Linked DNA regions of Homo sapiens: regions 1 and 2 are each linked to region 3. The links are chromatin loops, found by intact Hi-C in ENCODE. Cell type or tissue: dorsolateral prefrontal cortex. All regions are shown on one strand. Each heading gives the region's core, and the rest is flanking DNA. Links, peaks and the distances in the headings are about the cores only. Region 1 overlaps KIRREL3 (kirre like nephrin family adhesion molecule 3). Region 2 overlaps KIRREL3 (kirre like nephrin family adhesion molecule 3). Region 3 has its middle 75 kb from the start of LINC02712.

Evidence for each region. Hi-C counts contacts between places; a loop is a spot of excess contacts. Peaks named below come from ENCODE experiments on the same cell type or tissue, not always from the same donor. Only the 100,000 strongest peaks of a DNase experiment are listed, where the experiment ranks them.
Region 1: a loop joins it to region 3, with 6 times the contacts of the local background. A loop is called at or near these places in 17 of 110 quality-filtered maps.
Region 2: a loop joins it to region 3, with 3.0 times the contacts of the local background. A loop is called at or near these places in 24 of 110 quality-filtered maps.

What each region holds. Positions count from the first base shown.
Region 1 is chr11:126,712,837-126,720,026 of GRCh38, forward strand. The region is part of intron 1 of KIRREL3 (kirre like nephrin family adhesion molecule 3); the gene reads right to left. Among named protein-coding and RNA genes, the nearest start is that of KIRREL3-AS4, 64 kb to the left of the region's middle. RefSeq lists an enhancer at 3,658-3,952. In dorsolateral prefrontal cortex, for the core only: a CTCF peak has its summit at 3,803 (motif pointing right); a DNase peak (open chromatin) is centred at 3,805; H3K27ac peaks cover 1,749 bases.
Region 2 is chr11:126,604,586-126,611,775 of GRCh38, forward strand. The region is part of intron 1 of KIRREL3 (kirre like nephrin family adhesion molecule 3); the gene reads right to left. It overlaps KIRREL3-AS1 (KIRREL3 antisense RNA 1), which reads left to right. Exons shown (of 2, transcript NR_174952.1): 2 at 6,076-7,190. Among named protein-coding and RNA genes, the nearest start is that of KIRREL3-AS4, 45 kb to the right of the region's middle. RefSeq lists enhancers at 2,613-3,298, 3,299-3,984, 3,985-4,669. In dorsolateral prefrontal cortex, for the core only: CTCF peaks have their summits at 2,887 (motif pointing right) and 3,089; a DNase peak (open chromatin) is centred at 2,896; H3K4me3 peaks cover 449 bases; H3K27ac peaks cover 345 bases.
Region 3 is chr11:127,342,578-127,349,767 of GRCh38, forward strand. No RefSeq gene overlaps it. Among named protein-coding and RNA genes, the nearest start is that of LINC02712, 75 kb to the left of the region's middle. In dorsolateral prefrontal cortex, for the core only: CTCF peaks have their summits at 3,459 (motif pointing left) and 3,658; a DNase peak (open chromatin) is centred at 3,444; H3K4me3 peaks cover 372 bases.

The DNA.
Region 1 (7,190 bases), core at 1,039-6,038, 630 kb before region 3:
TCCCCGCACCAGTCACTGAAAAGAAACCAGTTTAGGTGTCCAAGGCTTTTTGGTCATTTACTAGACATTTATTGAGTGCCTTCGAAGCTCTGGCGTGGTGCTAGGTATTAGGTGCTAGGTGTTAGGTGTTGAGTGTTGGGTGCTAGGTGCTAGGCACTGGGTGCTGGGTGCTAGGTTCCTCATCTCAGGGAGCTCAATCTCTCATAGGAGTGGCAGATAGGTAAATAGCTATAACAAAGTGTGAGAAACCTGAAACTGAGGAAGCACAGGGGGCTGTGGAAGCCCACATTGCTGATTCCTAACCAAGAGCGGAGGAGTTGGGGCTGTGAGGATGAATGGTCTGAGAAGGCCATTTAGGGTACGGACTGATGCTGGGATGTGCAGAAAGGGAGAAAGGAGGCTCCATGCAGAGGTCACAGCCCATGCAAAGGCCTGGAAGCCAGAGAGAGCCTCATGCATTTAGGAAGTAGCGGACAATAGGCAGGGTAGCATCACTGAAGCAAAGCAGGTGGGCCAAGGTGGGGAGGGGATGAGGGCAGGGCTAGGGGCAGGGCCCCAGATGTGAAGCGCCTTTTATGCCATTCTTAGAAGTTTGGACGTCCTCATGGAGGTAAAGGGGAGCCCCAGGATGCCTCAAGGTATGTAGGAAGATGGGGCAGGAGGCCATTGCAGAGACCCAGGTAAGAAACGATGAAGGCCTGGGACAGGGCTGCGCTGCCTGAGGTGATGAGGAGGGAAAGACTCCAGGCTTATTAGGAAGTAGACGCAACAGGCTCTGGTAACTGACAGGAGTGTACATTCTGCAGAGGGCGACAGACATTCAACAACAAATGACACAATCAACTATGCAATTACCATGGTGATAAGTGTGCTGAGGGAGAGTGGAGGGTGTGGGGTTCCGTAGGGGGATCTGACCTGGCCAGAAGTGGGCGAGACCTCCTTGAAGAGGTGATGTTCAACCTGAGGCTGACGGGCGAGGAGGAAATATCCAGGTGAGGTGTTGAGTGGGGAGCACGGAACAGCATCTGAAAATGGGTTGCAGGGGGAGCACAGTGCTTGGAGGACCTAAAAGACCAGTCTGGCTAGATAGGGCAGGTCAGCTAAGGACTGCAGACCAAATTTGATTCCCTGACTGTTTTTGTAAAGGAGGTTTTGTTGGAACACAGCCACGCCCTCTGCATTCGTATTGGGTAGAGCAGCTTTTGCATCACATAGGGCCAGGGCTGGGGAGGGGAAAGGGAGGTGCCCAGGGTGCAATACTGAAGAAGACCCTCACTCCCAGGCTGGTGCACAAGCCACAGCCCGGACAGTCAGTGCCTCCCTCAATTTTGTACCTAGAGCACCTTACCTGCCTTACACAGTTCTGGCCTCTCTGCCACAATACAATGACATAATCAATGGAGGAGTTGCAACAGAGACCTTCTGGTTGCAAAGCTTAACGTATTTACTCTCTGGCTCTTTGTAGAAGCATGTAGACCCCTGGCTTAGAGCAGCATAAAGAGGGGAGCGTGTGGCCCAGGCCGAGCCCTGATACTGTTGCAGCTCTGGCCACAGCCCCTTAGCATTCAACTAGACATGCAGAAGAAACCTGTGCTAATGCCTGCGATTCTCTGTGGGACAGCGGGTGTGATGGAGTCACGGAGATGTGATGGGGGGCATTTGGGAACATGCTCATTCTGTCTTGGGCAAATGGCATGTGCTGGAGAGTTTCCGCCCTGGGAGGCAGCCCTCTACACATGATAGGTATGGGGCTGGTGGGGATAAATGCCCCAATTTCCTCACTTCTCCTTGGGGAGAATGCCACGTCCCAGAGTTGCACGGTGGGCTGACTGCCAGTTGCACACAGTGGTATCTACATGATGATGAATCCTTTACTGGCGTCTTTCCTTCCTTTCCTACTCACTTCCTCCCTCCCCTACCAGGGTTTCCTGGGATCGCCCCCTGAAACAAACTACTTGCATTTGAATCCTTGTCTCTGGGTCTGCTTTGAGGGAAGATGTGGGATATCCCTGAGCTGCCTGAGGTGGGGGCTTATGTACCAAATCCCACCATAGAGAAGGAGGCCCCTGCTGGGTGATCAGCGGAGTTTTACTTACATGAACTTTCCTCCTGCTTCCCCATCCCAGGCACCCGAGGCGTCAAGCCACAGGGTGAAGACTCAGGCTTCATCTTTTTCTCAGATTCTAAACTCACACCCCACCTTTCTGTGTGGCTGCATGGCTGGGGACTCCATCCTCCTAATGATCAGGTTCTTGTGCAAGCCTGTGACACTTTCACCTTGTGACAATGCCCAGACAACTAATAGAGTCTCTGTTTTGCCACCGGATAATTGTTTATTTCCTCTTTCAAGGGAACTGTGTAGAGGAAGAAATCAGTTGAGAAAAACAGTCTTGAGCTACTCAGGCTATCCCCATCTATTTTGTGGGGGAAGAAAACTATTCAGCATTTTCAGGTTCCTTCCTTTCAGATCTTCCCAAAGATCTCAGTGCACAACCAGGGCTGGTCTGGGACAGTTGCTGTGCTTCTGCTCTGCCCTGGCCAGCCTCTGAGGGGGTCTCCAAATTAAAATGCAAGTTTTAAGTCAGTGCTCTCCTTTCCTGGGGATTGTTGACAGCTCAAGACCACATGGGCTCATCACTGTGATCTTAAGGAAAGAAATGATCAGGGCAAATGGCTCCAAATGAAGATGAAAAAGCTTTTACAGTGACAGGGAAGAAATATTGCAGGCTGCTTGAGAAAATGCAGTTTGGGAATATAGGAGAACGTGGACCATTTTGCAAATCAAAAACAAGAGGAAAAGGGACTACAGCACGTGAAACATACTAAAGAGAAGAGCAAAAATGAGATTAGAAATAAAAGAAGGGCAGGCAAAAGGAGGAAAGAGAATGCGGGGGAGGCAAACATCAGAGAGACTGCACAAGAGCAAGAGGGAAGACAGAGAATGTTCAAACACCATCCACGATGAACACGGTTGCAGAGAGGCCAGTGTTCCACCGTCAAGAGCGCAGAAAAGCCCTTGGTGCTCCTCTGAAGAATGCAAGAGCAATCTGCAGTGTTATTGACTAGTGGAAAAATGGCTCCTCTCTGACTTAGCACAGGATGCAATTTATCTTCAGAGAGTACCCTCCATACACCCAATGTTAGTTCTTAGGCATGAGGTTGGGCAGGAGAAGGGCGGAGGAAGAGGTGTGGGAAAAGAGGCAGACAGGGAGGTGAGGGGGAATGTGGGAGGTGATGAGAAAGAAGGAAAAAGAAGAAAGGAGATGGAGAGAGTGATAGGGAGACAGGAGGGGAGAAGGAGGAACAGATAGGAGGGAGCTATGAAAGAAAGAGTAAGGTTAGAATAAAGATTTGGGAAGGAGAGGGAGGCGGAGGAAGAAAGAGGAAGGGAGGGAGCTGGAGAGCAAGATTTTGAAACTCTTAAACTAAGAAGAGCAAAGCAGCTAATATGTATGGAGCACCTGCTAGGTGTCACGCATTGAGCTAGGTGTCATTTCATTATTATTTGATCTCATGCTAACACCACCTTGGTGTTATCTCCCTCATTTTTATAGGTGAGGGATGGGTGCTCTGAGTTTCAATAACTTTGCCCAGAACCACAGCGTTGAGGCTGTAGGGAGGTTAGGATTGGAGCTCAGGGGACAAAGCCTGTTTCAGATGACACAGGTCAGCCACATCCCAGGGAAACAGGAAGGGACTGACTTTTATGGATCTCTAGCTCCCATCTAAGTGATACTGATGGAGCACAGAAGATTCCTGGGGACACTCACTGTGGCCTGTGAAAACCTGGGCCTCCAAACACCAGGGGGAGCTATCACCCTGGAAGAAACAGCCAAATGCATCTGAAAACTGGCCATATCAGTCAAAGAAGGTATTTACTAGCCTGAGTGTGAGTGTGAGTGTGTGTGTGTTGGGGGGGGGGGGAAGTGTGGGGGAGAGTAACAGCTGATTCTTTCTAGCTGATTTTCATTTTATACTGGACCTCATCTAGATGGGATCCACCCATTATTTGCAGTGGGTGCCTGTTTTGTTTCCTTTCCCCTGCTTGTTGGCTGCTGACTCATTTGCCCTGGTTACCTGGGAAGGCGGGAATGAGCCTAGGGCAGGCATAGAGCTCAGCGCATCCAAGATGATTTGGTGCGTTTTTGACAGATGAATGACCAATGGGAGGATGAACACGTGCTTGAACTGGAAGGGTTCTGGAAGAAGCATTTGATTCTTCCTCACCCAGGTCAGATCACCATCTCAAACATCACTTTAAAACAAAGAACGCCACAAAGGGAGATTTCTTTGCCTTCCTTAGACCTTCACGCTGGTCCTTACCTTCAAGGCTGTCCTCGCTGGACTTTAGCTGTTGAACCCACTGGCATCCTTTCGGAAGCCTGAGGTTGGGAGTTAGGAGAGAAGCTAATTATTCTATGGTGTCTTGGATATGCTAACAATAACAGCTCCCGTCCAAGGCTGTCATGTTATTTAATGAAATAGTGGAAGCGTGATTATAGTTTATAAACTCAAGTACTTTGACAGTGGTCACTGCTCTGAAGGTGCCACTGTTGTACAAGTGGCTATGTGAACCAGCAGTGATAGAATGTCCCAGCTGTTGGCTATGCCTTACCCTATTACCCTAGATCTATTGACTCAGATGCTTTGAAAGTTCTCGCGGGGAACTGTTCCTTGTAGACTCTGCTCAGGCAGGTTGGCGTGGCCAGGCTTGGGAATGGCTGTCACCACACACCTTGTCCTCCATCCTCACTCATCTCTGTCCTCCTGCTGGCCAGTCACCCCCACCTAGTGGTTCTCGTCTGTTTTAATGAGTTCAGAGTCATTGCCAAACTAAGTAGTCAGCTTCCATCAGTGCTATTCTTCATGTTGAGCCACAACATAAAACACTTTATTGCAATTACAAATAGCAAAATTATTTTCTGCCGAGCCTCAGCATCTGAACTTAATGGCATGCTGTAATGCCACCCTGCGCTGATGTGTGGCATATCTAATATCCATCTTTCTTAGAAATAACAGTGTTCAGAAATTAGAAGGGACTTTAGCAGTGAAATAATTAATGTGGATAACCATCATAAACGGCACAAATGGAACAAATACAGATGGTAGTGAGCCGTGATTGCTAATATGCTAACCTGTTTTGACAGAACTCTACATTTTTTCATTGGGAGGTTCATGGATAGAAGTTAAAATATCCCTTGCCTCATGACAAGAGCTTTGTCTTTCTGGGTAAGAGATTCAATGATCTCCTACCTGGGCAAGGTAGCATCACCGGAATTTGCGCTGAGAGGAGGGCTTGCATCCCAGCTCTGGGCTCTCTCACACCCTTCCATCTCCTGCAGCCACATTTCTGCCCTCTGCCTCAGGCTCAGGCAGGCGGGCCCACCCAGAACTGCAGCCAGACACCCACCTCTTCTGTGCTATGGCTCTGAGGGAGGGGCAGGGGCTCCCTGGCTGGGCTCACTCAGTGGGAAGCAGCTCTTTGAAGATCCTAGCTGCATGCAGGTGCAAGTTGCGGAACCCAACTCCAAGAGGCTGCACGGAAATGAAAAATTGCCATAGAAAGATGACTCACCAAATCACAGACACTAAGCTATTGAGACAAATATAAGGACGAGGGTGTTTGGGGGCACTGGAAACACTTGGCTGTGCCTGCTTTTGGCCCTGCTGGCCTTTAAGCAGCATTAGCAGCAGAAGGGCCATCCAAGTTTCTCTGGATGAGTCAGAGGTCCTCAGAGAAATGCTGGAGGGCAAACTGGGGAAGGAAGGTAGAAAGGATCTAGCTTTAACTTATTAAGGATAAGTGCTGTGCTTTACACATATTTTATTTACTCTCAATAATAATCATTTGCCGTGGGCATGGTAAGTTAATATTTAAGATGGGGAACCTAAGAATTAGACAATAAGTGATTTGCCAAGTTCACCAGGGGCAGGGAAGCTATGGGCAGAGCGGCTAGGGATTAGGGTCACACCACCCCGGCCAGGAGCCCCATTGATACGATACAGGGGGCCTCACTGAGTCTTTCTGCCCCAGGAAGCCAAGCCCTCCTCTCTGATGCTGAATCCCAGCCCCCTTCTCCCACTCAAGGGCGTTGATAGAAACCTTTGTCTCCTTTCCCTCCAGAGTCATCATTCCCCCTTTATTTAATCATCTTCTTACAAATATGCTGTAATATCTCTAACTTTTTTAAAATGGAGAAGCCTTTCTCATGTTTGTTTTCCTCCTGCTATACCTCCTTTGCTGTGTTCTCTTTTACAGAACTCAGAAGAGCTGTCTCTCACTGTCTCCTTCATCTAGACAAACGCATTTCCCTTCATTCCGACACTCGGTAACCCACTTATTCTGGTTTTGTCTCAAATCTAAAAATACGCCACTGAAACGGCTTCTTCCTAAATTACCAATGACTCCATGTTGACAAATCCAATGGTCAACTCCTTGTTGACACAAATGGCCAGCTCTTCTGTTTGAACGCCTTCTTCTCTTAGCCTCTGGGAGAGCAGTCTCTTACGGGTCTACTCTTACTCACAGCTACTCCTTCTCCATCTCCTTTGCTAGTTCCTCCCCATCTCTATTATTCCCAAATGTTGGAGGACCTCAGGGCTTCTCCGAGCTGTCTACATTCACTGCCTAGGTGATCTTACTTAGTCCCATGGCTTTCATTCCACCCGCATGCTGAAGTCTACTTCCTTGCTGGGCATTTCCATTTGAACATCTCTTAGGTTTCTAAAATGTAACTCATCCACAGCCAACTCCTGCCTTCACCACACAGCCCCTCCCGCTAGATCCTGTCAAAATCATCCCTATCTCAGCCAATGGCAACTTATCCTTCCTTTTGCGACTTCTAAGGCCACAACCTTAGAAGTCATCCCTGATGCCTTTCTCTAATACTTTATCTTTCAATCTTTTATCCAGAAAATGACCACTTCTTACAACCTCTGCTGCCCCCACCCTGGTCCAAGACAGCATCACCTTGCATCTGTTGAGGCTCCTGAGAGACGCCCTGCTTCTTCCCTGCTTCAGCCTCTTCTTAACCCAGTGGCCACAGCCATCCTTACGCAATGTAGCAATGTCAGTTGGATCTGATCGCTCCTCTGTCCAAACTTCTGATGGCTTAGGGTCAGGGTGTGGTCCCTCTGCCTCTGATTTCAGCTCCTACTCATCCCCCTTTGACTCATCTGCTTCAGCTGAA
Region 2 (7,190 bases), core at 706-5,705, 740 kb before region 3:
CTACAGCTGGAGGGTTCTGATCCGTTGGCTTACAGGTGTGTCCTGTGGGCCACATGGGGGTGGGTGGGTGTTCACAGCACACTGCCTGGAGCCATGGTGCACACAGCAGGGGGTCTGAGGCTGCGCAGAATGGCCCACTTCTAAACAAGCGTGTCTGAGCTTTGCCAGGTGTCCATGTTTGGAACACAATAAAAGAGGAGGTCTTCGAAAGGAGGTGACTCAGAGAAGCAACGCTAGACTCACCCCAGAGCTGCAACCTGCTAACTTCACAGAGCCTCACAGCAGAATTATTTAACCCCAAGCCCCCTCTCCTCATGGGGACAAAAGAGAAATCAGGCTGATGCTATCTCCCTCATAGCACACTTAGGAGGAGCAAATGAAACGGCATATGTAAAAGTGCATTGTAAATTGCAAAGTGGCAGATGAGATTATTATTACTGCTTCCTTCACCTCAACAAAGACCCATAATCACAGACAATGCATCGAGCCTGGTGAGGGTGTGGCCTTTCTTGGCCCTGCCCTTTCTCCTTGGCTCCTCCCACGCTCTTGGCTTTTCTCCTGGATTCCCTGCTCTCCCATCTGCAGCAGGTTGGGGCCCCATGGATAACTATATCTAGGGACCGACTCCTGGGATCTTACCAAGTCACATTTGCAGTTGGTGCCTCCTTAGTCACTGCCAGGATTCCAGGCAGGTATAATGTGCTGCACTTAATGTAGAGGATCAGGGTCCCAGTGAGCAGCTTCATCTTCAGGCGTCGGGAGTGGGAGCAATGGAGCACCCATGGTCTCCAGGTCTCAGGCCACTTGGGTCTGGGATTTGAGGCTCAGGGGGAGGAGTCCTGCGGTGACTGCTGTGAAGTGGTGTGGGGGCTCAGGATGGGACCTACTTCATGGGACATGATGGATGAGACTCAGGATGCCAGGAGGGAGGCACAGCCCACACTTAGCAGCTTGGCGCACGCAAATAGGAGCTCTGCTCACAGCCTGTGCTGGGCACTTCATTTCCCAGAGACAACCGGCGCGTTTTAATAATGTCTACTTGGGTTAATGAAAGTTGTCGGTTTCACTTAATAAATACATTGCCATTCTTGGCCACACATATCCGTCATGCTGGGCCTGGAGCTGTGCGTCCCGCCTGAGTTGAGTAGGGATGCTGGGAGTGGGAATGGGGTGGGGAAAGCATGGGGCATATGGGTAGAGAGTGAGGTCTGGAGGGCATGGGACATGGTCCCTCTTGGGAGTTAAGCAGAGGGAGTCCTCTCATTGCATCTTTCCTCTGGGATCAAATTAGAGGCACAAAGGGCAGAAGGGAACCTTGGAGGTTCCTCCTGTTCATTCTCTGCCTCAGGGAAGTGACACACAGAATGGCCCCTTTGGCAGGGAGCAGTGAGCCATAGTGTGGTCCAGAGGGACGCAGGCCATCTTGGGAAGGAATCCCAGTTGACCACTCATTATCTCTGTAACTAAGTCAATTATTCAATCTCCCTGAGCCTCCATTTCTTCAGTAAAATGGAGCTAATAATCATATTTGCTTCATAGAGCCTGTTTCGAGCATTCCAGCATAAGCCATGGGAAGCTCTTAGCAGGCACCCAGCATCTAAAGCACTCAAATCAGAGTCACTAGTATTATTAATGTTAAAATATTATTTTTATGAAGGCACAGTTTAGTATGGTGTTTATGAGAGTGGATCTGGAGTGTGGGTTTGGATTTCGGGTGTATCACTTACTAGCTGTGTCACTCTGGAGAATTTATGTAGTCTTTCTGTGTTTCAGTTTCCAAGTCTGTAAAATACGGGGAAATAATACCTAACTCATGGAGCTGTGAGGAGTGAGCAGATTATGACATGTACATCCTTTGGAACACAGACCCAATAAATGTTAAGAATTATTAAGTTGTCGATTTCACAGGGCCATGGGGGAGGGAAGTCCGGGCTCTCTGGGAACTGCCTTCCACATTTCCCCACCTTAGGGTGGTCTCCAGACCACATCCCAGATGACCTTACACACCCCAGGGGTTGATACCAGGCCGAGACCCTCGACATTCCAGGGAGGGAACCGGAGGACTCCAGTCAGTTTCCAAGCTGCATAACTTGGTTCAAGGTTGGCAGTGAGGGGAGAGACCCAGGGGAGGGATCATGCTTAACATTCTTGGGACATTCTCCTTGAACTCTGCAGGGGCCTTAAAACATCCCTAAGTGCCATACCTCTACATGCTGGCCTTCTTCTGCACTCTTTTTTTCTTTCTTTAAAAGCTTAGACTGATTAAAGATGGGAAGGGATTTGGGGGGTCAAGGGAGGACTCTGGATGGGAAAGGGGAGAAGCTCAGATGATGGGAAGGGGCGGGGGTGGCCAGGCAGTGCTTTCTAGCTGAAGTAAGCAGCTTTGGAACCTGCCTATCACATGGCCGGGTATTCCAGGGTTTTTAAATTGCATGCCACATGTTTATCCTTATTAAGCAGTTGTTCTCTTCCAAGGGGCTCTCTCTGGCAGCCAAGAACCAACCACAGGGCTTGTCGTGGGGCTTATGAGTAGCTAGGGCCTCCCAGGAGGTCGTCAGAGTGGATGGAGGGGCAAAGCCAGGAAAATACCTGGGGGCTTCCACTCCCTAAACCCAGGGAAACGATGGAGTAGCTGAGCCGAGATTGGCTCACCTCCTTGTACAGGAAGAAAAACTGCGGCCAGAGGGGCAAGGCGAGGAAGTCGCCATAACACATTTGGTGTGGTTTTGGGCAGACAGAACGGGTTTCTTATGGCTGGGGCTGCTTTCTAATGTGAATATGAGTACTCTTGGCTGGGAGAGGAAGGGCTGGAGGAGAGATCAGGAAGGAGAGATCCACATCTGGCTCCGAGCTGACTCTCGGTGACCATGACCACCTCCTTCCACTGGAGGGAGCAGCCTCTCCGCAGGTGGGGCTGTCCCTCAGGAGCAGGAACTGGGCTCCCGCTGGAGAGAAGCAGCGCTCCACGTTCAAAGACCATTATTGCCATTATTAATTGATCGCTGTTATTATCATGTAGGCATTAAGTGGCTTCCTCTGCCCTTTGAGTTGTAACACTTAGGGCAGCTGCTAGCGAGGACAAAACAAAGCTTCCCTACTGCAAGAGCTTTATCTGGGTCCCTGCTGCTGTGTGGCCTTCTGCAATTAGCCATTTTACAGATGGAGAAACTTAGTCCTAATGATTTGCTGAAGGGCCGAGTTGCTTAGCCCTGCAGGGTACACAGATGAATAGGGAGCGTTGCTGAGCACTTGCAATCAAGACAGAGTTGCCACCCACTGCAAGGACGAACATCACTACTGGGTCAGCTCTGCAGCTGCAAGTCTGGGGAAAAGGGATCCACCCAGGCACTAGGGCAACTGCTCAGCCCCATCGCAGCAAGGGCCCGAGGAACGAGCACGTCAGCTGTCTCCAGGGCCTTTCTCATCATCTCCCGTGCCTGCCGTGCTGTCTCTTACCAACCCAGGAGGGAGGGTTGGTGGCTGCTGCTCCATCCTCACCCTTTAGACCACCCCACAGGTGGGACAGGGTGGGCCCAGGTGGAGTCTGAGCTGGGTGCCAATTCCAGGAATGCAGCTGGAGGTGGGGGCGGGCCATGGTGGGCCAGGACAGGTGGGAGAGAAAAGCAGGAGGCAGCTGAAGGGGGCGGTCTCAGAAGCCCCCGCTGGGAGCCTCCTATCCACCTGGCAGGCGTTTGGAACAACGTGCTGAATAACAGCAGCATTTGTGAAATCTAATTAGTGCAGGCCCAACTTCTGACTTCCTGTGCGGGGGCTCCTCCTCTAGCCCCAGGCTATCGAGCTGAATTAAGCTGCCTAAGATCACCTCATTAAATTCACTAACCTTGCTTTTCCACCAGGTTTAGCCCCTGGTGCCCTTCCTCTGTCTGTGGGAGGTGCGCGTCTGGCATTCCTCCAGTGCGTTCCCAGGCAGGTGTTTTGAGAAACTCCCCTCCTCTTCCCTCCTCTCCCCTCCCCAAATGGCTCCCTTAATCACGAGCTGCTTTCTTCTGAGCTCAATAATCACCCTGGACTAATCCATACACAAAATCCTGTGGCTGCAGTAGGAGCCCCCTTCCCAGCCCTCCCTGGCTAAGGGATGGTGGTCCCAGAGGCACTGAGGACTCCTCCTGGAGGCAGGCAGGGGGCTGTCCAGAGGCAGAGCATTGGGCCTGCTGGCAAACTGCTAACTGGCACAGGTGACTTGCATTTCCTGGGGCCTAACTGCTGGGAGTGCACTTCTGGAGTGGAGATGGGCAATGGGGATGCCTGATGAGACCTATGTCCAGGACAGGAGGGGAGGGGATGGAGAAGCAGCTCTGGAGCCCAGCTTGCTGTTAGCCCTGAGAAACAAGTGACTTCCTGTGGGTCAGAGTACAGGGTGGGTAGCAGAAACAATCAGGCCAGAGGGGTATTTGTTGCAGAAGAGAAATGTGATGCAATTAGTATGCTAGGAGAATGGAAAACTAACCCGGAGACAGGGCTAAAGTTACTGCCCACTCAACTCTGCATGGAATTGTGCTGAATTGAGGAGCACTGCAGCGAGACCTGACCACCGCCCAGCCCAGGTTGGGTTTGTTTTCCCCGCTCTGAGACCGGACCTCAGGAAAGGGGTGCGGGGAAGGTTGGGTTCAGAAGGAGAGACTCTCCAGCCACACCTGTGAAGCTCCAGGCAGTTTCCCTAATGTCTCTCCTTAGCCTCTTGCAGAGAGGGCTAATGTATGTCTTCCCCCCGGGCTGGTGGCTGGGTTAATTGGACCTTGTTTATGTAGCATCTATTATTTATGATTTCCTTTCGTCTCTCCTGAGTATGACAACTGTGGTTAAGCAACCAGAGTTATTCCTGCCTCGGGACATGTATGAGGACGGTCTCCTTTGCAGCCTACCTGAAGTGAATGTGAGGCCGAGAGGCTTCGTGAAAGGTTAAGTGGGTGGGGGACCTGCTGGGAGAGAGGGGCAGGGGAATGTGCCTGAGATCAGACAGCCTTGCACTAAGCTCAGCTCCTTTCTGGGGGGACCTCCGATGCATGCTCACTTGTATAAAATCTAACTGGAACTGGGATCGTGTTCTGGGGGTTCCGAACTTTGGCTGCATATTGGAATTATCTGAGATGTCTGAAAAACCTGACAACCAGAGATTCCAGATTAATCGGTATGGGGGTGTGGCTACAAGGTTTCAGAGCTCCCCAGTATTCTAATATACAGCAAAAGTTGAGAGCCACTCGCAGCTCCAGCACATTCTTACTGTGTCAGTTTTTTTCTGTTGATTATGAACAACAGCAGCTAACATTAATAGAACCTGATGATGCGATAGGCACCGAGATAAGAATTTTATGTGGATGACTTCAACGAATCCTCAGAACAACCCAATGTTGTTGGAAGGTGCAATGATCATCTTCCTTTTACAGATGAAGAAACTGAGGCTCAGGGAGGTTAAGTAAATGAGGCCGAAGTCACACATTGTTTCAGTTACAAAGTTAGGCCTGACCTGACTCCAAAATCTGTGCTGTTAACTTTTTTTTTTTTGAGACAGAATTTTGCCCTTTCACCCAGACTGGAGTGCAGCAGCAAGATCTCGGCTCACTGCAACCTTCGCCTCCCAGGTTCAAGCGATTCTCCTGCCTCAGCCTGCCGAGTGGCTGGGATTACAGGCATGCACCACCACGCCTGGCTAATTTTTGTATTTTTAATAGAGATGGGGGTTTCGGCATGTTCGTCAGGCTGGTCTTGAACTCCTGGTCTCAAACAATCTGTCTGCCTTGGCCTCCCAAATTGCTGGGATTACAGGCATGAGCCTGCTTGTCTGAACTGTAAGAGGATTTTAACAGTTTCCCAAGCAATGCTTCATATTCACAAATGAACACATTAGGCTCAAGGACAGAAGGGACATACTTAGGATGATAGACTAACCTGGCCCAGCCTGCAACCTCATGGGAATGTGGGATAATGAGAGAGAATGTTTGCATTGGAGGTCTGTGGGCGTAGAGCACTCAACAAATGCCAGGCACTGGGGCTATAATCACATGGGGAGAAGGAGCCAACCGTGCATGTCTGAAGCAGGTATTCTCTTCCCTGCAGGTGCCAGGACTACAGACAGGGCAACGGAGAGCAGGGGCTTGCTGGAGAAATCCATCCTTCCCTGGGATCTCTTGGAGGGCTCTCCATCTCTCTTAGAGCAGTTTCTTTCTTAGACAGTTGAAGCTGCCTCAGTGGTCTCCCCAGATCATGCAGGTCGGGGCAGAAGCTTCTCACTCAGAGAACTGAGAATATCATTTTTCACAGAAGTCTAAGGTGGAATTTAGACCAAGATATTCTTGGCCTTAGCAGTTTGACTCGGGCGGGGGTTTGAAGCTGGAACTTTTCAACATACATCTCCAAGCTTCAGGAGGAAGCTAGACACATCTGAAAGCCTCTGAACAACCTGCGATGAAGATTCTTGAAAAAAGAGACCATTTGCCTTAGGGGCTAAGAGTACAGGTGCAAGAGACAGACCGCCCACATTAAAATCTGACTCCACTCCTGAGCTGTGTGACTTTGGGGAAGTTCCTCAACTGAAGTCACAAAGACCTAATCTGGGAGGTGGGAATAGTCATAGAAAAAGGATCGTGGGGAAATGAAACGAGAGAATACATGTAACGTTCTTGGCTCACAGCGCCCGGTGAATGTTAGCTGCTATTACTGTTGTTCCTACCACCGCACCCTCTCCCATTCCTTTCCTTCTCAATTCTATTGACATTTTTGGTGTCTAACTCCTTTTGAGAGATCATGACTTTTGTAGAACTAGGCTGCTTTCACTCTTTGAGGGTGGTCTTTCTGATTGATCCATCAGTCTGCATTCTCCTTGCCGTCCTTGGTATGCACACACATGCATGGAAGCTATATTCCTCCTTCATACTGGACTTTGAGGACAACGTTTTCATGTTTCACATTTCCCACTTCATCTCCTTTGTTTTCCACTTGCTTAGTTTCCTACTCTTCCCTTTATCCTGAGGTGTCGTGAGGGCAATGGCCTGCAGAGTCCAAAGGTGGCTGTCATGTCATTTGTCCACGTTTGCATTCCCGTGCCCTCCCCACAGATGGCTGCTCTCTGGGCTGCACGCACGTTGGGTTCACTGATCGCAGAGTCTTTTTCTGGCTGCCAAGAACATGGTAGCCTCCCAGAGGCTGTTGGCATGTGGATGCTGCCTCTGTGA
Region 3 (7,190 bases), core at 997-5,996:
TCTGAATTCTAGGATTTTGGGAAGAACTCTCTGAAACTATACAGAAGAACTAATTGATTCCTAATAAGAGCTATCTCTCATCCTGGCTAACATGGTGAAACCCCGTTTCTACTAAAAATACAAAAAATTAGCTGGGCGTGGTGGCACGTGCCTGTAGTCCCAGCTACTCGGGAGCCTGAGGCAGGAGAATCACTTGAACCAGGAGGCAGAGGTTGCAGTGAGCTGAGACTGCACCATTGCACTCCAGCCTGGGAGACAGGGTAAGACTCCTTCTGGGAAAAACAAAAAAAAAAAAAGAGAGCTATCTCCAAGTAGAAATCATGCTGGGGATGGTTTAATAAATGCATGTGTTTTATGTCTTAAATACAGTTTTAAAAGTGATCAGAAAGTTAATTTTCTTAAGTAGTGTTAACATACCTCCTTTGAGTGTTTGGGAAGCTGCGGCATAGCAGGTGGGCATGTAGTCTTTGAAAGCAGACAAATGACTTTTCAAATTTTTATTCCTCCATTCATTAGCTCTTTCATCTTGAGCATTTTACTTAGCTGTTCTAAATGCCCATTTCTCATCTTTAACCTGAGAATAATAAAACCCAACCAACAGGAGACTTACAATAATTCCATGAGATAATGTAAGGTGTCTGTCCCACAAGAGTGTGCACAATTCATTTTCTTTGAACTTTTCCCCCACAGAATAAAATGTGCTTCCCTTCAGACACATCAAGTTGATGTCATTTGATCTCTTGTCAGCAGGAATTGTATTTAAATTTTTTAATTTTTAAATTAGCATGCAATCAAATCGAATCTATGAATGTTACCATATTTATAGATTGATATAACCACAGAATGCATAACAGTTACATCTCCGCCAAAACACTCCCTTGTGCTATTACTCTGTAGCCTCCCCATACCCCTAATTCTTGGCAAACACTGATATATCCTATATCTCTACAGGTTTGTCTTCCTGAGACTATCATATACATGGAATTATGCCCTGTATAAACTTTTGAGACTAGCTCCTTTCAGGTCATATAATGCCTGTGAGATTCATCAAAGTTGCATGTGTCAATGGTTTGTTTCTTTCCATTGCTGAATGGTATCTCATTGTATGGATGTGTCACCGTTTGCTTATCTATTCACTCATTAAAAGACACTTGAATTGCTTCCAGATTTGGCAACTATGACTAGAGCTGCTATGAACATTCGATGTACTGGTTTTTGTATGAATACAAGTTATTATATCTCTAAGACAAAATACCCAGGAATAGAATTTCTGGGTCATATGGTAAATATTTGTTTAGCTTTATAAAGCCTGACAAGCTATATGTGTTCTCACTAGCTACATATGCTCTGTGTCCTCACTAGCACCTAACGTTATCAGGATGTTTTATTTTAGCCATTCTAAAAGGCCTAGAGAGGTGTCTCACATGGTTTTAATTTGCATTTTCCTAATGGCTAGTGATATTGATAATCTTTTCCTGTGTTTCTTCATTTATTTATTTATTTATTTTTGAGAAAGAATCTCACTCTTTTGCCCAGGTGGTAGTGCAATAGCGCGATCTCGGCTCACTGCAACCTCTGTCTCCCAGGTTCAAGTGATTCTCCTGCCTCAGCCTCCCCAGTAGCTGGGATTACAGGCACACACCACCATGCCCAGCTAATTTTTGTATTTTTTTTTTTAGTAGAGACGGGGGTTTCACCATGTTGGTCAGGCTGGTCTCGAACTCCTGACCTCGTGATCCGCCTGCCTCGGCCGCCCAGAGTGCTGGGGTTACAGGTGTGAGCCACTGTGCCTGGCCTCTTCATTTATGTTTTAACCATACATGTCCTCTTTTAAGTAAAGGGTCTGTTCAAGGTTGTTTTTTTTTTTTTCATGTTTGTTTTTTGCCTATTTTAAAATTGGGTTGTTTGCTTTTTACTGTTGAAATTGTGTTACCTGTTAATTTGAGAGTTAACCTCTTTATCTTATTAAGTCTTCTAATCCATGAGCACTGTATGTCTCTCCATTTAGTACGTTCTTTTATTTCTTTTATCAGAATTTTATAATGTTCAACCTGGAAATACAGTGTAAGTTATGTTACTTTTATAACTAAGTATTTTGTGTTCTTTTAAAGCTATTGAAGACTTTTCTTTTTGAGTTCTGAAATTTCATTGCCATTATATAGAAATATAATTTGGTTTTGTATGTTGACTTTGTGAAACTCATTTATTCATCCCAAGAGCTCCTTTGTCGTTTTCTTGGGACTTTTCTACATACAGAATTACGTCGTCTGTGAGTAGGGATAGTTTTATTTTTTTCCAGGCGTCTCCTAAAGTGTTATCTGTCCAAGGTTAATGACCACCTCCTGGTTTTATGCTACTGTGTGTCTACACTGAGAGAGAAAGGAGGAAAAATGTGAAATTGTCTGCCAGTTTCTTGGTACTTTAAATTTGTATCTTCTTTTCCAACCCTCCAGCTATTTTTTACCACTAGAGTCCTCAAAGAGATGCTCCATCCTTTCTGCACAGGTTTTACAGCTACATTCAACAGGAGAGACAATGTGAATTGTGCTTACCCATTTTACCTCAAACCAAAACCTAAGATTGATTTGGGACCATTTTTCTCCAGTAGTTAGAGTATATTTGTATTTCTCCATCCATACTCTGTTTTTCATTTCTGACCCTTAAGTTCCTTTTCTGACCTTAGTCCTAGATAGATAGCCAGGGTTGTGAGTATGAGGCATATCAGTGGAACAGAGTAAAACCAAGTGGATATTGAACACTGAGCTTTGGTTTCCTTAGCACTGTGCTCTCAAAAATTGAGTTAAATGAGTCTGGACACAGGACAAGAGAAAACTTTAACTCGGCTTATGTTCAGATTATTTCAAATGAGTGAGTTAATGAACCCCTTAAGCCACAGAAATTATCTGTATCAATTCACAAAACAGGAAATCAATGAACGCTTTCTTTGGCTGGCAAGTGTGGTTGTTGGAAATTCTGTGACATTTGCTTTTTAAAATGTGAGTGTGTGCGTGTGTTGCCAGCGTCGGTGACGGGCTGCAGCGAGAGGTGGCTTGGGGACCCAGTCAATGGAAAGAAAGAAATGGAGGAAAGTGGTGATGGGAGCCCTGGAGAGCTTGTTCTGACGGCTTTTACTGGTTTCATCGGGTTTCGTCTCTTGCTCTGGAGTCATCATGTAAACTTGGGTCTCTGGGAACATCTTTCCTTTCACAGTGATCTGGCTGATGAGGTTAAATCAATCTAATCCCATGAAACTGCCTGGTAGCTTCCTGCTGTTTCAGAATAAACTGTGGAAGAAAAGTCATCCCCGCCTTTAAGTTGCTGTCCTTAGTCGCAATGCATTCGGCGTTTTGGTAGCGACGCAAACACCAGCACATTTCAGGCATCGCTTTAATATTAATAATTCTTCCTATTCTCTCATTTCCACTGCACCCAGAGGCTCTAAGAGCTGGTCTGCAACACCGCCATCTGGTGGCTCCAAAGCTACATGGACGAAAAAACCAAAATCTTGCTGGTTTTTAGTTTTTTGTTGCTGCTGTTGTTGTTGTTTTGCAAGCCATTTCTTCTGCTGCTTTCAGTTGACTTAGGATGAACTTATGGCAGATTTGTGCATCATTTTATGCCTCTGCTCAAGCCATTTTTCTCTTCCTGGGGGCACATGCCCAGAGGCGTCCGAGGTCAAGAAGAAAGAAAACAGAGGGATTTGGAAAGCAGCAAGGGTTTCTGATAAGAAACTCTAAGAATTATAGAGAGAAAATGGTGCTACTGGGATGCATCTGATGTGAACGTAGTTGTATGAAGTTTCCTTGTCTTCTTGGGTAATTTCAGGAGTTTTTAGTCTTTACACAGACAATAGACAACATGTTTGAACTGGGAGATCTTTTTGCATTGACATTTCTGGGTTTTGGAGTCATTGGTAGAGAAAATGACTTCCACACCAAACTTCCCCCTGCTCAGTACCATGCCTTAGCCCCTTCTCCAGACTTAGCCCCTAAAAGTGCTTTGTTGTTTCATGTGTAATGATTTTTCCTTCTAAACAAATCTGGAGAGTTTTACTGTTCCCTGAAATTTTGAGTATTCTAGTTGAAAATGCCAAAATGAACACTAGCTGCTTCAGTAATCCTGATGGGAACATACGTTTGTAAGAAACAGGAATCTGCTGTGTTTTTATTTTACTCCTGTGGGCATCTCATCTTTCTCCCCAAGTTACTCACCTTAGGAATTCCTTTTTCATTTTTTTCCAATTTCTCCTTAATGTGATGTGTGTATATTTTTGTATGTATGTATACATGTGTGGGTGGGGTGTATGTATGTGTGTTATATATTCTCTTTACTAAACTTAAATTCCTGCATAAATAAGAAAAAAAAGAGGCACCTCTGCCTTTCAGGAGTGACTGTTCTTCAAGATTTTTAACTATGCCTCCAGGTTGTGTCCCCACCCCTCAGAATCTTGTCAATTAGAGCATTCACTGCAAGATCTGAAGACGTGGTAGCAAAAGCATCAGCATTGCTGCCTAGCTTTCTCCCCTTCATCATTTGTCCCGCAGTTGTCAACCAAGTTCAACCTATTTGAGAGTTGTCATAAAAGCCAGCTAGAAGCTCAGAAATTAGTGTTAATACAGCAGCCTCTTCACTCTAAGCAATGAAAAGAGACTGGTTATTGGGCAACAGAAAAGATACAGTGAAGATGAAATGGTACCAAATTATCTATATGCTGTATGACCAATCTCTGGACATTTGAGTATCAAAGTGATTTATTATTACACATGAACTTAGAAACATTTAAGGACAGAGACTAAAGCTATTTCATATCCTCCCCCTACCCCCTGCCATCCAAAATCTTAAGAACTTGGAAATTACATACTAGTTCACTCAAAAACATACATAGAGACTTAATGATCAGTTGGAACCCAAGTTCCAACTTTATTATAGTCAAATTCATGAAAAGTCTACAATTATCTGGATCACTGATAATAGTTGTATCAAGAATACAGAAGTAAAAGAAAAATTAAGGTTTCCTGACAATCCAAAATTATGTCACAGATCCCATTTACCAAAACTTACATTTTAGTTCTTCATTCATAGGTGAATTTCTTAAACCCATTGTCAATATACATAAATGACTTAATTTTCATAGAATTATCTCAATAAGTTTGGCCAAAACCACATTAGAGATACAAAGTTTGGCAGTGAAATTCTGGTTTAGGCAAACAAGCTTACAACACTAGGGCATTACAGGTAACAATTTGGGGAAATTTTTTTAAACACACAAAAATAAAATCAAGAAGTCAGCGTTCCAGTGGCCTGGGACATTTTGTATAGGAGTTAGTAGCCTCATCAATCACAATACTTCCAAGTATCGTAGGGTATTATAGCATCGCATAAAACATTAACTGCACCCCAGAATCTAGATTATGCTCTTCGTCCTCTGCTTGAAAGGCAATGAATATGTATGATATATTTTAGGGCTATTTCCACAACAAAATGGTTGAAAATATTAAAGATACATAACAGTGAAACCCTCTGCTTTACAGAAATAAGACATATTACTGATGTATTTCTGGCACCAGAATGGACCTGCTGAAGAATCCCAGTCACTATAAGTGTATAGGCAAAAATGTCTGACAGTAGCATGAATGTTCTTGAAAAATTGAATGTAAGTAGAACTGAAGGTAGGAGAAGAATGTTAATTTCATGGAGATGATTGTTAGTACAGAATTTGGGATAGAAAGGAAGTAATGGGAAGGAAGAGTGAAGAAAGGAGAGAATTAAAAACAAAGTCATATATTCATATACCATATTATTTATTAATTAAACAAATTTTACTGAATATCCCACAACAAAATCAAAAACAAATATTGGTCTCTGAGATAGTTCTAGCATCCAAATTTCTTGGCTAATCTCCTAAGTAAATAGCTTATTTTAAAGAAAATCAAAAGTCAGCGAACAAAAAGTATAAATCCAAAATGTGTGTGGGGGGAGCAATTTAGAACATTTTTAGACCCTTGTAACTCAAATTAGAATCTATGGATCGGTAGCATCAACTTCATTTGGGTGCTTGCTGAAAATGCACTTCCAGGAATTATCAACATGTGACTCGTGCAGTTACATAGGGCCTTATGCTCAGAAGGGCTCTGGGATTGGTTTAATATGTTGTTTTTGCCATCTTGAAATTCTTAATTTTTGAACAAGGGTCCCTGAATATTCACTTTGCACTGGACTCCACACACCATGTAGGCCCTGTGCAGGCTCTTGGGCCCCACATCTGAGCTGCTGAACAAGACTCTGAATTTTGTCTTCAGGTGATCTATCTCCCTGTGCCCTAAAATTTAAGAAACATTATTTTCAACCATAAAGAACAATTTTAATATGTAGTATTTTTTTTCTCTTGTATCACGTGTACCATTCACATGTTTTATTGTTCATTGCTCCTGCTTTAAGTTAGTGGGGGATTCACTTACATAACCTACTATACGAATGACCTTCATTGTTGGTATTTTGTGTAACTGCTGATGAATGTGTGTGTCTTCTTAACAGGTTTCTCCTTCATGAAACAAAGGGTGAGCACCATTTTCAGTTCAAAATGTGGGTAACAGGATGAAGTCAGAAAATCAGTTAAAATTGGAAGAAAAGGAAGAAATAAGAGGAAACTAAAGAAAGAAGGCCAAAGAAGAAGTGGAAAAGCAATATTGAAAGAGTGAGATTGTTAACATTGTTGTATCATAAAGAACTTGTGTTGTCTTTGTCTTGGGTTCTTGGCATGGAGTTTTTAAAATCTTTGGGATTTCCTAAGTGTTAAACATGTCTTTGTTTTTTATGAACATCTCGGATCACACCAGAGTGTAGGATAATGAGGTGATTCATAGCGGGCCCAATGATAGCTTCAGGAAGCGGGCTGGTCAACAGAAAGGACAACCGTGTGATTAGAAGGTTGGCCTTTGAGTCGGCCCAATCTCCAGGGAGAGGGGAGTGACTGGACTTAAAGTTCAATTACATGTCCAGTGGCTTAAGCAGTCATTCCTATGTAATAAAACCCAATAAAAACTCTGGACACTGAAGCTCAAGTGGAGCTTCCTGGTGGTGTGAATATGTTGATGTGACAAGAGGGTGGCAGACCCTGATTTCACAAGAAGGTTCAGAGCTCTGCATTTGAGACCCTCCCAGACTTCACCCTATATATCTATTTATTAAGT